Regions from separate parts of the Mus musculus genome. Here region 1 is linked to region 2. The links are chromatin loops, found by intact Hi-C in ENCODE. Cell type or tissue: heart. All regions are shown on one strand. Each heading gives the region's core, and the rest is flanking DNA. Links, peaks and the distances in the headings are about the cores only.

The links. A loop is a pair of places that touch in the nucleus more often than their neighbours do. Peaks named below come from ENCODE experiments on the same cell type or tissue, not always from the same donor. Only the 100,000 strongest peaks of a DNase experiment are listed, where the experiment ranks them.
Region 1: it touches region 2 in a loop (2.8-fold over the local background); 2 of 42 quality-filtered maps call a loop at or near these places.

What each region holds. Positions count from the first base shown.
Region 1 is chr17:83,900,234-83,905,610 of GRCm38, forward strand. No RefSeq gene overlaps it. Among named protein-coding and RNA genes, the nearest start is that of 1810073O08Rik, 15 kb to the right of the region's middle. In heart, for the core only: a CTCF peak has its summit at 3,314 (motif pointing right); DNase peaks (open chromatin) are centred at 1,998 and 3,408; H3K27ac peaks cover 1,770 bases; H3K27me3 peaks cover 291 bases.
Region 2 is chr17:84,478,463-84,483,839 of GRCm38, forward strand. All of the region lies in intron 2 of Gm41642 (a long non-coding RNA gene), which reads right to left. Among named protein-coding and RNA genes, the nearest start is that of Thada, 15 kb to the left of the region's middle. In heart, for the core only: a CTCF peak has its summit at 2,227 (motif pointing left); no DNase peak of the experiment used is centred there.

The sequences.
Region 1 (5,377 bases), core at 227-5,226, 580 kb before region 2:
TTCATCCTGCATATTTGGAATTAATCTTGAATTTTAAAAATATTGCTTCAAATATTTGAATTGACTGTTGAGGTTTGGGGTGTTCTGTTGCACTTCGCTCTTGAGACAAGGACCTTGCTGGCTCCCCCCGCATGGGTCCGAGTCTGTGACAAAAGTAAAGGGCACACAGAGAAAGGAGATCTGGGTTTGGTCCTGCTGTACCCATGAGCAGAGACGTGTAGGAATGGAAGTAGACAAGACTTTTCCAAGAGGGGGCTCACAAAGTCTGGTGTGTGTGTGTGTGTGTGTGTGTGTGTGTGTGCGTGCGCGCATGTGTGCTTGCGTATGCGTATGAATCTTTTTGTAGGGGTGGGAAGGAGAAACAGACTTTCAGGATTCCTGGTGTGGGCTAGAGTATATTTGAGTCTTTAGACATAGAAAGAGAATCAGGGAACAGCACTGGGCAGAGGGAGAGAAAGTCCCCAGAGGAAAGTGAGAGATTTTAGTTTCTGAAAGGAGAGCCTGAGAGAAGGGATAGGAAAATAAGAAAGTTAAGGGGCAATGCCCTTGCCTCCCACCATCAACGATGTGCACCTAGCACGCTGCATGCAGGCCGGCACTACCACAACTCGCTCACTCGAGTGTGGTCACGGCCGTGTGCCACCAGGAGAACGCAAGCCTACATGTGTGCCCCATGTCTAGGTCAACTCTCCACCCTCTCTTCCTTTTGTTTCCCTGGTTACAAACCCATTCATATTAACTGTAGGAAACAGGCAGAGATGTGCAGATCCTGCAGGAAGGAGCAGAGCAGTGGCATCAACCTGGCATTTGGGCATAAACACTGTTGTTCACTTACAGTGACCTACGATGCCTGTGACCAGGTAAGACATACAGCAGGCAAGCCAGTACCCCTTACTTCTAACAATACCTTCCTAGCCTCTGATTGCCACCATGGCAAAGTCTCATGTAGCCCAGGGTGCCCCATTATGTCCAGTTTAATGCTCGTGACTGAGCCAGGGTTCACTGGATGCTAGAAATCACTGTGCCAATGGAGTTACAACCTCGGTGCCCTTCTTGGGGCGTGGGTGCATGTGCAGAAGCAAACACATTCTCGAGCTTAAGGTGGAGTCTCCTGTAGCCCAGGCTAACCCTATGCTATGTCATCCTGGTCCTCCTGCTTCTGCCTCCCAGTGCTGGGGTAACACATCTGCTCCATCACTCCTGGTCCATTGGGGCTTCCTACCTAGTCACTGGTTCCTCCTAGTCACTGATGGCTGAGGGCTTCATCTTAGAGACATCCCTGTAGTGAGAATTTTGTTCTTTCCGAAAACCCAGTTATGTGACTATGTTTTTGTTTCAATCCCAGGCGTGGGATATGGGGGCTGACTAGGCTTTGTCTCATGCTCTGGCAGGGCCTGATTCTATCAGCTGAGAGATAGTTTAAGTTTGGAATTCTGGAGACTCTTGAGCGGTTATAAAAGGGCCAGAGCCTGCAGCGGTGGCTGCTGCTGTTCCCTGCTATTGCTGGTTCCTGAAGCTGCTTTTGCTGTTCCTCTGAATTGCTGGTTGCACATATCCTGATTATAAAGACTGGACTTGCCCCTGAGAACTCAATGCCCCTAACCATCAGGAAGTAGTCTAAAGAAATCTATGCCCCCTTTCCTTCTAGGCTTCTTTCTTCTACCAGGGCTGGGGGTGGGGGGCATTGGGGGAGGAGAAGGATGGCAGAGAGAAGAACCCAATAAAGTAGCCCAAAAGCACGGTTACACATCCCACGGAGATCCAGGCCTCCTAAGCATCCTCCTGAGGTTTCTTACTCAGTCTTACCAGTATCAGAATCTGCAGCATCACAGGAGCTCAGCCCTTCTGTGTGGTGGGCACCATGTCTAGACCCTGCCTGCCTGGAGTCTCTCTGGTGAGCTGGCCCTGAGGTTTACCGGGCTCCCTAGGGACCATTGCTTCACTGGGTTGTGGGGTAAAGACAGGGAACAGATTTCAACTCGTGCCTCCTGGAAACCACATCAAATGGTGCAGCTAGGAATTAATAAATAAATCTCGGAGACAAGTCAATTACCGTTCCCCTGTGGCCCTGTCCCCAGGGGCAAACAGTGGCAAGTGGTTCCCAGCCCCAGCACGTCTTCCCCAGGGCAGGACAACCACTGCAGCTGGCTTCTGTCAGATTAGCTGGGCAAGATGTGACAGGCCTCTGTCCTCTGGGGAAATCGCTCCTTTCCTGGGAGGTGGTGAGGACATTCCCAGGTTGCTCTGTTCCTGCCCTCTCCCTGCACCCTCCCAGTCTTACCGCTTTACCATTGGGGAAAAAAAATCAGACAGATTTCTTGTTGTTTTTGAAAATACATATTCATTCTACAAAGGCTGAGGGAAGCCTGCTAGCTACAAGGTAGAGGTTTTGCCAGGTTGGGGACTCTTGGAGACACAGCTCTTTCTGCCTGTGAAGAGTTTACAGTCATGCGTGTGGGCAGGATGTGTGTATCAGGCAATGTGGTTGCATATAGCAAATTTTTGTGGTTAGCAAGGAGGGGAGAACCTAGTTTAGCCTAAAAGGTTCCCCAGAGAGGCCTCTGGGAAGGTGATACGGGACAAGCTGTCACCTTGACGGGTAGTGAGTACTGCAAGGTTTATAAAGCAGCAGGGTCAAGGAATGGAGGTGAAGTGAGAGGGCTCTGAAGCAGCTGGCTGGATCCAGATGTGAAGGGGACAGAGTTGGGCTGGGGTGACAAGGGAGGGGAGCTACAGGTACCTGATGACAGGGTTTTGGGGTGTCATCAGAGAGAAAGAGAGAGAGGCAGACAGAGGGAGAGAGACAAAGAGAGAGATAGAAAGAGACAGAGACAGGGAGACAGAGACAGACAGAGAGAGACAAAGACAAGGAGACAGAGACAGAAAGAGACATAGAGACAGAGACAGGGAGATGGGACTTAGGTTTGTTTTAGCTTTGTGTACTAGGCACAAGGTGTTATTTCTACATAAACCAACTCTGTGGATCCCACCAGACTCAACAAATAGCAGTCTTCGCTCTGTTCAGCATCAGGGAAAACGAGTTCTCCAGCATTCGCTGCCTCTGAGTTTTCTCAGCTTGCATCGATTAGACAAGTCCTTTAGATTGATCATTTTCTCGAGTTTACTGTGCATAAAGATCACTTGGGACATTCAGTTAAGTGTGGCTGTTTGGTGTCTGTCATGTGGACTCGGGTCCTACATGGCTCAGCAATGTGCATTTTTAACAAGCTACGTGGATCAGAGAGCACATTTTGAAAGAAACAGTCCTAGAAGCTGATTGTATCCTCCTGGGGAACGTGCTGGGATTGAGGCTGCCGACAGGTGGCAGTACTGCATCGTGATGCTCTAATTACACCTCGGGCTTTCTTCCTTAAACTGGGATTGTTGACTGTAACTGGCCGAGACAGACAGTTCTGGGGCTTGCTGTTTTGCAAGAATGTGTAGAAATGAAACTGGGTTGGTGAGGAATGCTCGGCTACTTGTGGGGTGGGGTGAGGTGAGGTGAGGTGCTGAGGCGGGAAGATCCCAAGTTCAAGAGCTGCTTGGGCTACACAGTGAGTTCAAGGCCACCCTGAGCAGCTTTGGTGAGCTCCAAGGTGAAGTGGGCTTAGGAATGCAGCTCTCACTTAGCACCTACAGCGCCTCAGGCTTCCGTTCCCAGAACAACCAGATAAAGTAGACAAAGTAAAATAAGTTAGTCAGCAAATCTTACATTTCAAAAAAGTTTAAATTTCATTTTCAGCCAGCAGAGTTGAGCTTTCAATACAGAGAATACAGAGATCTCTTGTCAGGCATGTATTTTGATCACCTGAAATATGGATACTCCTGGGAGAGATGTGCCCAAGGTTCAGTGAACACATGGTCTTTAGTTATTATTGGTATGATTATTTGGAACGTCCTCCGTCTTTATCATGGGGTAGAGTCTCTTTTTCATGCTCATCATTAAGTGAATGAGGCAGGGATGGGAGGCCTTCCCTGGGTTTCCTGAGCAAGCCAGCGACAGGGGCGCCTCAGCTTTCAAACATAGCTCTTGGTTTATACTTGACTGACATGGTGGTCCTGGTGGCCTGGTCTAAATTGAAAACTGACTGGAAAGGGTCCAACAGCAGAGAATTGGCCATTAAATGGCTATCTGAATTAGTGACCCCTAGCGCCAGCTCTAGGGTGGCCTGTTATGAGATGATGCCCTGTCACTGAGAAACATCTCAAGCCCCTTTCTGTTTGTACATTCTTTGGGAGAGGGGGTTGATCCCTGAAAAAAAAAATCAGAGTGTATAAATTCTATGGTCTTTCTTATCCCTAGTCAGTGGTTTTGGCTGATTCTAAGTGATCATTGTTGGTACCAGACGAGATGGAGACTCTCAATTGCATCCTGCTTTCTCTGTGCCTGTTTTTAACTGCATCTCTGCTTTTCCTTCCCCTCTCTTCTCTCTCTCTCTTCTCCTCCATTTCTCTCCTCTCTCGTTCTGTGTTCTCTCTTTTGTTTCCAACAAGATCTTGATATGCAGCCCAGGATCGCTTGCCTCAGACTTAGACCCACTGAATTTCAGCCTCCCAGATGCTGGGATCACTAGAGAGAGCACCGCATCTGCCTACAGTGGCTTTTTAAAAACAGGGAAAAGGAAGGCAAGAACAATAGAAAAATCGCTTATTATTATTGTTCGCCACCATGTCATGTAGAAACCGTATCTTGAGTTAAGGAAACTTGTTGTTTGAATGATTTTTATCAGTTTCTTTCTACTTTATAAGCTTGACTTCTAGAAAAATTTGAATTATAGGATATGTTGCATTCTATCCTATAGGCTGCACTGTGTTGGAAATTCATGGAAATTCATGCTTTAGTTAGAAATTAAATGAACCAAAGTTTGTTGGCCAATGATATATTAGAAGTGAAAAAAAAAAAAACAAAAACCCCAAACCCACCCCTTACCCTTTCAGTCTCTCTTTTTGAAAGGGTCTCACTGTGTAGCCCAGATTAGCCTGGAACTTGTCATTTTGCTGCCTCAGCCTTTTCAGTGCTAGAATCCCAGATGTGTGCCACTATCTCTGGCTTTGAACTGATTATTATTTTTCTTTTAAGAAAAGAACTTTTCATTAAAAAATTTAAAACTTAAAGACTTGCAATTGAAAACACAGAATTTACCATCACAATGGTTGGAATGGGTTGTTTTTCAATACTATTCCTTAGTCATGCTTTCTCTCAGCCTGGAGGGTGAATCTTCACAATTCCTGCTTCGAGGAGAGAGAAGACAGTGTTTTGTGCTCCAAACTGATGCTCACTCACAACATCTATGCCTTATGTACAGAGAAATGGGATGAGACCTGGATGGCGAGAGTAGAGAGTAGAGAGCCCCATACCCGAGGTGGGAGGGACCTC
Region 2 (5,377 bases), core at 118-5,117:
AACGAAAAGGAATTGGAGCCAGGGAATCCCAGGGAAAGATGGGGCTGGCAGAGAGTGACAATAACAGCCAGACACCGGTAGAGCACTTACCATGAGCACCACCCTTGCCCATTTAGACTTGTCATCTCCGTTCCCACACAAACCCCTTGGCCACTTACCATTTTGCAGATCAAAAACCAATTTGCCTAGGTAGTAAGTGAAAGGATTGAATAATAATAATAAAAAAAAAACCCTAGCACACTTGTAATCTCAGCACTGGGGAGGTGGAGGCACACGGATTGCTGGTGTTCATTGGCCTGAATTCTAGGCCAATAAGAGACCTTGTCCCAAGTCACAAGGTGGATGGTGCTGGGGTGAGGGGATGGATATCCAAGGTTGTCCTTTGGCTTCCACACACACGTGCATGTGTGCACACATATGTGCACACATCCACATACACAAAACACCTTAGCATGAAACTTTGGTACTGAGTAGTAAAATGTTGACCTTCAATTAAAAAAAAAAAAAAAAGCCTGAAAGCCATGGACAGTGGCTGACCTGTTTGGGAGTAAGACAGGAAGTCCAGGAGGTCAAGACCATTCTCAAGCAGAGTGAGTTCAGGGTAAGCAGGGCTACATAGGACCCAGTCTCCAGTAAACAAATAAGACCATAACTAAATAAGCGCAATGGGCTGGCAAGATGGCTGGGTAGGATCAAGATGGTTGTACACACACACACACACACACACACACCCTTTGTTGATATATTGGTGTGATAATTAAATGATATTATACATGGAAAAACCCTATCATCATTTCTGAAACACAAGTAGTCTCATTCTCCTTTGACCCTAGACCATAATCTTTCTCACTAGGCTAAACTGCATGACCCTAAAGGTCATCATATGGTAATCCCAGGACCTAGGAATGTCATATCCAATGCTGTTAAAAAATAAAAGTCCGGGTGGCCGGAGGGTTGGCTCAGTGCTTCAGAGCCCTTGTTGTTGCAAAGGAATGGGGTTCATTTTCCAGCACCCACATGGAGGATCGGTACCCACTACCCCCTTGGTCACCAGTCATGCATACGGTACACAGGCATACATGCAGGCAAACCACTCAAACAGATAAACCAGTCAGAACAAATTGAAAATATTAAAAATAAAAAATAAATAATCAAGAAAAAGAATCTCCCTGGATCCTTCAGAAAGCAACCAGCTGACTCAGATGCTACCTTGATAATTAAGATCTATTTTATGCTTTGGCCTCCCAGAACAATGCATATGTGCTGTTCTAAGCCACAAACAGGGTGGTATTTGTTACAGCATCAGTGCAAGACCCATATATTCCCTAGGGTGAGAGAATGCCAACAGACTTCATTTGCCTCAGTCTCCAAGCGAGACTGACCCCCACCCAGTTCTCACCTGGCTGTCTACCCTCAGCCCACTTCCTCGCCTCACAGACTCCATGTGGAATAAGACACAACTCAAGCAATACTATACAGAGCAAGCACACTGGGTTTGCTGAGGCTAGCCCCTACCCTTGACCCACCATGAGTGTGAGAATAGAGGGGCATTCAGACAAAGTGGTGTGAAAGGTCACTCAAGAGCAGTTACCAAGCCATCATGTCACAGCTGCACAAGCAAAAACGGACCAACATGAGGATTCCTGGAAGAAATAAAATGTGCTGTGTGACCCAGCATGGAGGGGACTTTTGTGGTGTTCTGAGAGTAGCCACAAACTTGGAAGGGCCTCACAGAGGAGGAACCAGTGCCGGGGCCCCGGGTCTGCCTTAGGCTGGCTGAAGGGTATATTATCGGGACCTTGTTAGAGACTCCTGGGTGCCTCAGAGAGACAAGAGGGGCTGAGGCCACGTGCTCCTACTCACACAGAGCCTGCCTGAGCTGAAAGGGAGTTCAGCCAAGCACTTAGCCTTCCTCATCACAGATCAACAAAGCCCACAAAGCCCTGGAATTCTCATCTGGTTGACGGATAAAGGTGTGCAAGGACTCTGCTGCTCAGGCAAGGGCTCTTTCTAGTGCATTCCACATGCTTCTCTTTTTCTAAATGCAAATACCGCTGGCTGTTTGTAGCATCGACTCTTCCGCATGAAGAGAAACAAAGGCGTAATTACAAGGGCTTGGGAATTAATGGTACTAAATGGGTAATTTGGGTTTCATGTTAAATCCTGGAATGGATGACCCAGGGTCAGAAAGATTGGCTTTCCAAGTGTCACCTCTGCCATCTGGTGGTCAAGTGACAATATAACCACAACAACTGGGCATTGATACTGTCATCACGTTAGCCATCTGCGACCTTGGGGTCGGGTGAATGGATTGAGTGTGAGATCTGTCTTTGTAAGGCCTGAGATGACAAAATAAAATGTTAAGTATACAAATAAAGGTTAAATGTTTTCCACAATATTTCAGCTCAGCGTGAGAACTGTGGAAAAGTCCCTTCATTCATTTCTTCAACAAATATTTATTAAACACGGTCTTAGTTGGTTTCCCTGGAAACAGACCTCAGGCAGAGACATGTGTGAGGGAGGGTGGATAGAGACTCCTCTTGAGAGCAACCCTTGTAAGGGTTTGAGGGAAAAAAGAACTAGCTGGAAAGAGTTGAACTGAGATGAACTTGCTGCAGAGGTCTGGGCCAATCCTGCTATGAGCTGTCAAGCTGGCTGGGCATGAAGACTGAGCCTCGACATTTCTGTATCCAGTCGTCCTTAGACTAGCCCTGAGCTACGGCAGACAATGCGACTGTCTGAAGCTCCTTGACCCTGACCGCAGAACCACACCACAGTGTCCACTATAGACATCTACGCTTGCTAGAGCCCTAGCCCTAACCAGGCATAGAGGTGTAGAGTGGGGTTATAGACCATCTCTGCCTCTTAAAGGGATCCAGAAGCACAGAGAACAGAAAGTGATACACAGGGATTTTTTTTTTAAATCAAAAACAGAAAAGCAAAGACGGTCAGGAAATGTATTCTGTCAGACTTAGTGGCAAAGGAACATCTTTGCTTTTCATTACAACCGCAGAGAATCTTGAGCATACCTGGGGGAAAACATGAGCTCCTCTATGCTGATATAAACAGTGAGGAAAGGACTCTCCTTCTCCTGGAAATATCCCTACAGCGGTTTAACCAAAACACTGGAGGTTGGCTTCTGTAAAAGAGCCCGGCTCCCTTGTTCCCTTTGGCTGTACCCAGGCAGACGTGATGGGGCATTGCCTGTATCCTCAGCTCCAGGTGTTGTGCACTGTTGGAAACGAAGGCTGTCATAGGCAGGTGCCATTCCTGGGGGGACTCTCGTGCTGACAAATCGTTTTCCCCATGGGTAGTGCTTTGGTAGCTCTAGGAAAGCTGGCTCCTCGTATCTGTGTGAGTGGGTCCTGAGAAGTTTGCAGTTCTTGGCTCCGACCTATTGGGTGTTCCCTGACCTGACTTGACTGGTGGTCTCAGCCATTCCTCCATCTGTTTCCCTTTCTTCTTCTTCTTCTCCCACCAAGGTCAACTTTATTTCCTCTCAGAGAAAAGCAGTTCTCTCAAGGAAAAGATTCTCACCTGTTCTCCTCAACATGACAGTGAACTCTGTAATTTTAGATATAAGCTTAAATATTTGAAATGGACAAAAATATTTCTGCAAGACAATTTCCAGAAAATCTTTTTGGAACTTAAAAAAAGCTAATATCTATCTATCTATCTATCTATCTATATCTATATATAGACATATATAGATATATATAGATATATAATGTACATTATAATGTCTTACACACACACACACACACACACACACACGCACGCACGCACGCACGCACGCACGCACTTCTTAGGGCTGGCTGTAGCCTATGCCTCTAATCCCAGCACTCAGGAAGCAGAGGCAAGTAGATCTCTCTGAGTTCCAAGACAGCCTGGTCTAAATAGCAAATTCTAGGCCAGCAAAGGTATATAGTAAGACCCTATCTCAAAAAACTAAAAAAACTAACAACAGCAAAAGCATTTCTTCTCTCGAGTTCATCTGTAGGTACCATTCTCTAAGGTAGGAGAGGTGGACTGGCCTGAGCTCTTGGCGTGGCAGAGGAACGGGATGATGTACTGAAGTCACTGTCTTCAGAGCTTGCTGTCTGGGCTTCCATCTGAGGACCTGCTGTCTGGACCCCTGTACAAGGATCTCTCTCTCTCTCTCTCTCTCTCTCTCTCTCTCTCTCTCTCTCTCTCTCTCTCTCTCTCTCTCTCTCTTTTTCTCTCCCTCTCCTTGGCCGGTGTTTCCTCCCAAATTCTCTACCTGAACCATAAGCGAGAGAAAATTCTGGAAGGCCTTATTCCTCTTACTCCCTTCTGGCTGATGAATCATCACATTTTTAGACAACGCCATGCTTGCTGTTGCTGTCTAATTTGTGACACTGAAAATTCCCTCTCTCCACGGGGGGCTTTGTAGCCTCTGTGATTTTGACATTTCTTTCTTTTTTAATTGAAAATAGATTTTTTTTTTAACAATATATTCTAATCATGGTTTCCCTGACTCCTACTCCTCCCATGAGCTACATCCCAGCCAGAGAACATGTGCTTCGGACAGCATGTACAGTGATGCCAGAACTCAGGCACACTGAGAACTGATCCTGGAGAACCCTTGTCTGTACTAGTGATTGTGAAAAATGCACATTTCTTTGCTTAACACTCTTTCCTATATCCAGGCTTGGTGGCCCACACCTTTAATCCCAGCACTCGGGAGGCAGAGGCAGGCAGATTCCTGAGTTCAAACCCAGCCTGGTCTACAGAGTGAGTTCCAGGACAGCCAGGGCTACATAGAGAAATTCTGTCTTGAAAAAACAAAAACAAAACAAACAAAAGCCCACAGGCTCTTTAATAGACTCCCATGCTGGTGGTGTGCTGAGGCCCCCTGGCTGCCTTTCAAGCCTCATCTGCGATGAACATGTAATACAAAAGAATTTTGGGGCTGACTTACTCTTCCAGTGTTTTGAGACTCAGATCATCTGGCACTGCCTTGAGAAATATATTTTTTTAAATCTAGATATATTAATTGTCCATAAGAATGAGTTTCATCATGGCACTTTCATGCATGCATATAATGCATTTATTTTTATTTTATGTAAATGATTACTTTTGGTTTTTGGTTTTTTTTTTCCCTCTGCTCTTCCGGAAGACAGATTAAACTCCTAGTACCCACGTTGTAGCTCACAATAACTCCAGTTCCAGGGGATCAAATTCCTGTTCTAGCCTCTGTAGGCATATATGGGACACAGACATATATGCAGGTAAAAAGAGCCATATGCTTAAAATAAAAATAAATATATTTTCAGAATTAAAAATGTGTAAGTAAAACGAAAAAAATACTGAGATAGAGTCTCACTGTGTTGCTACCTGGGCTCGTGCCAAACTT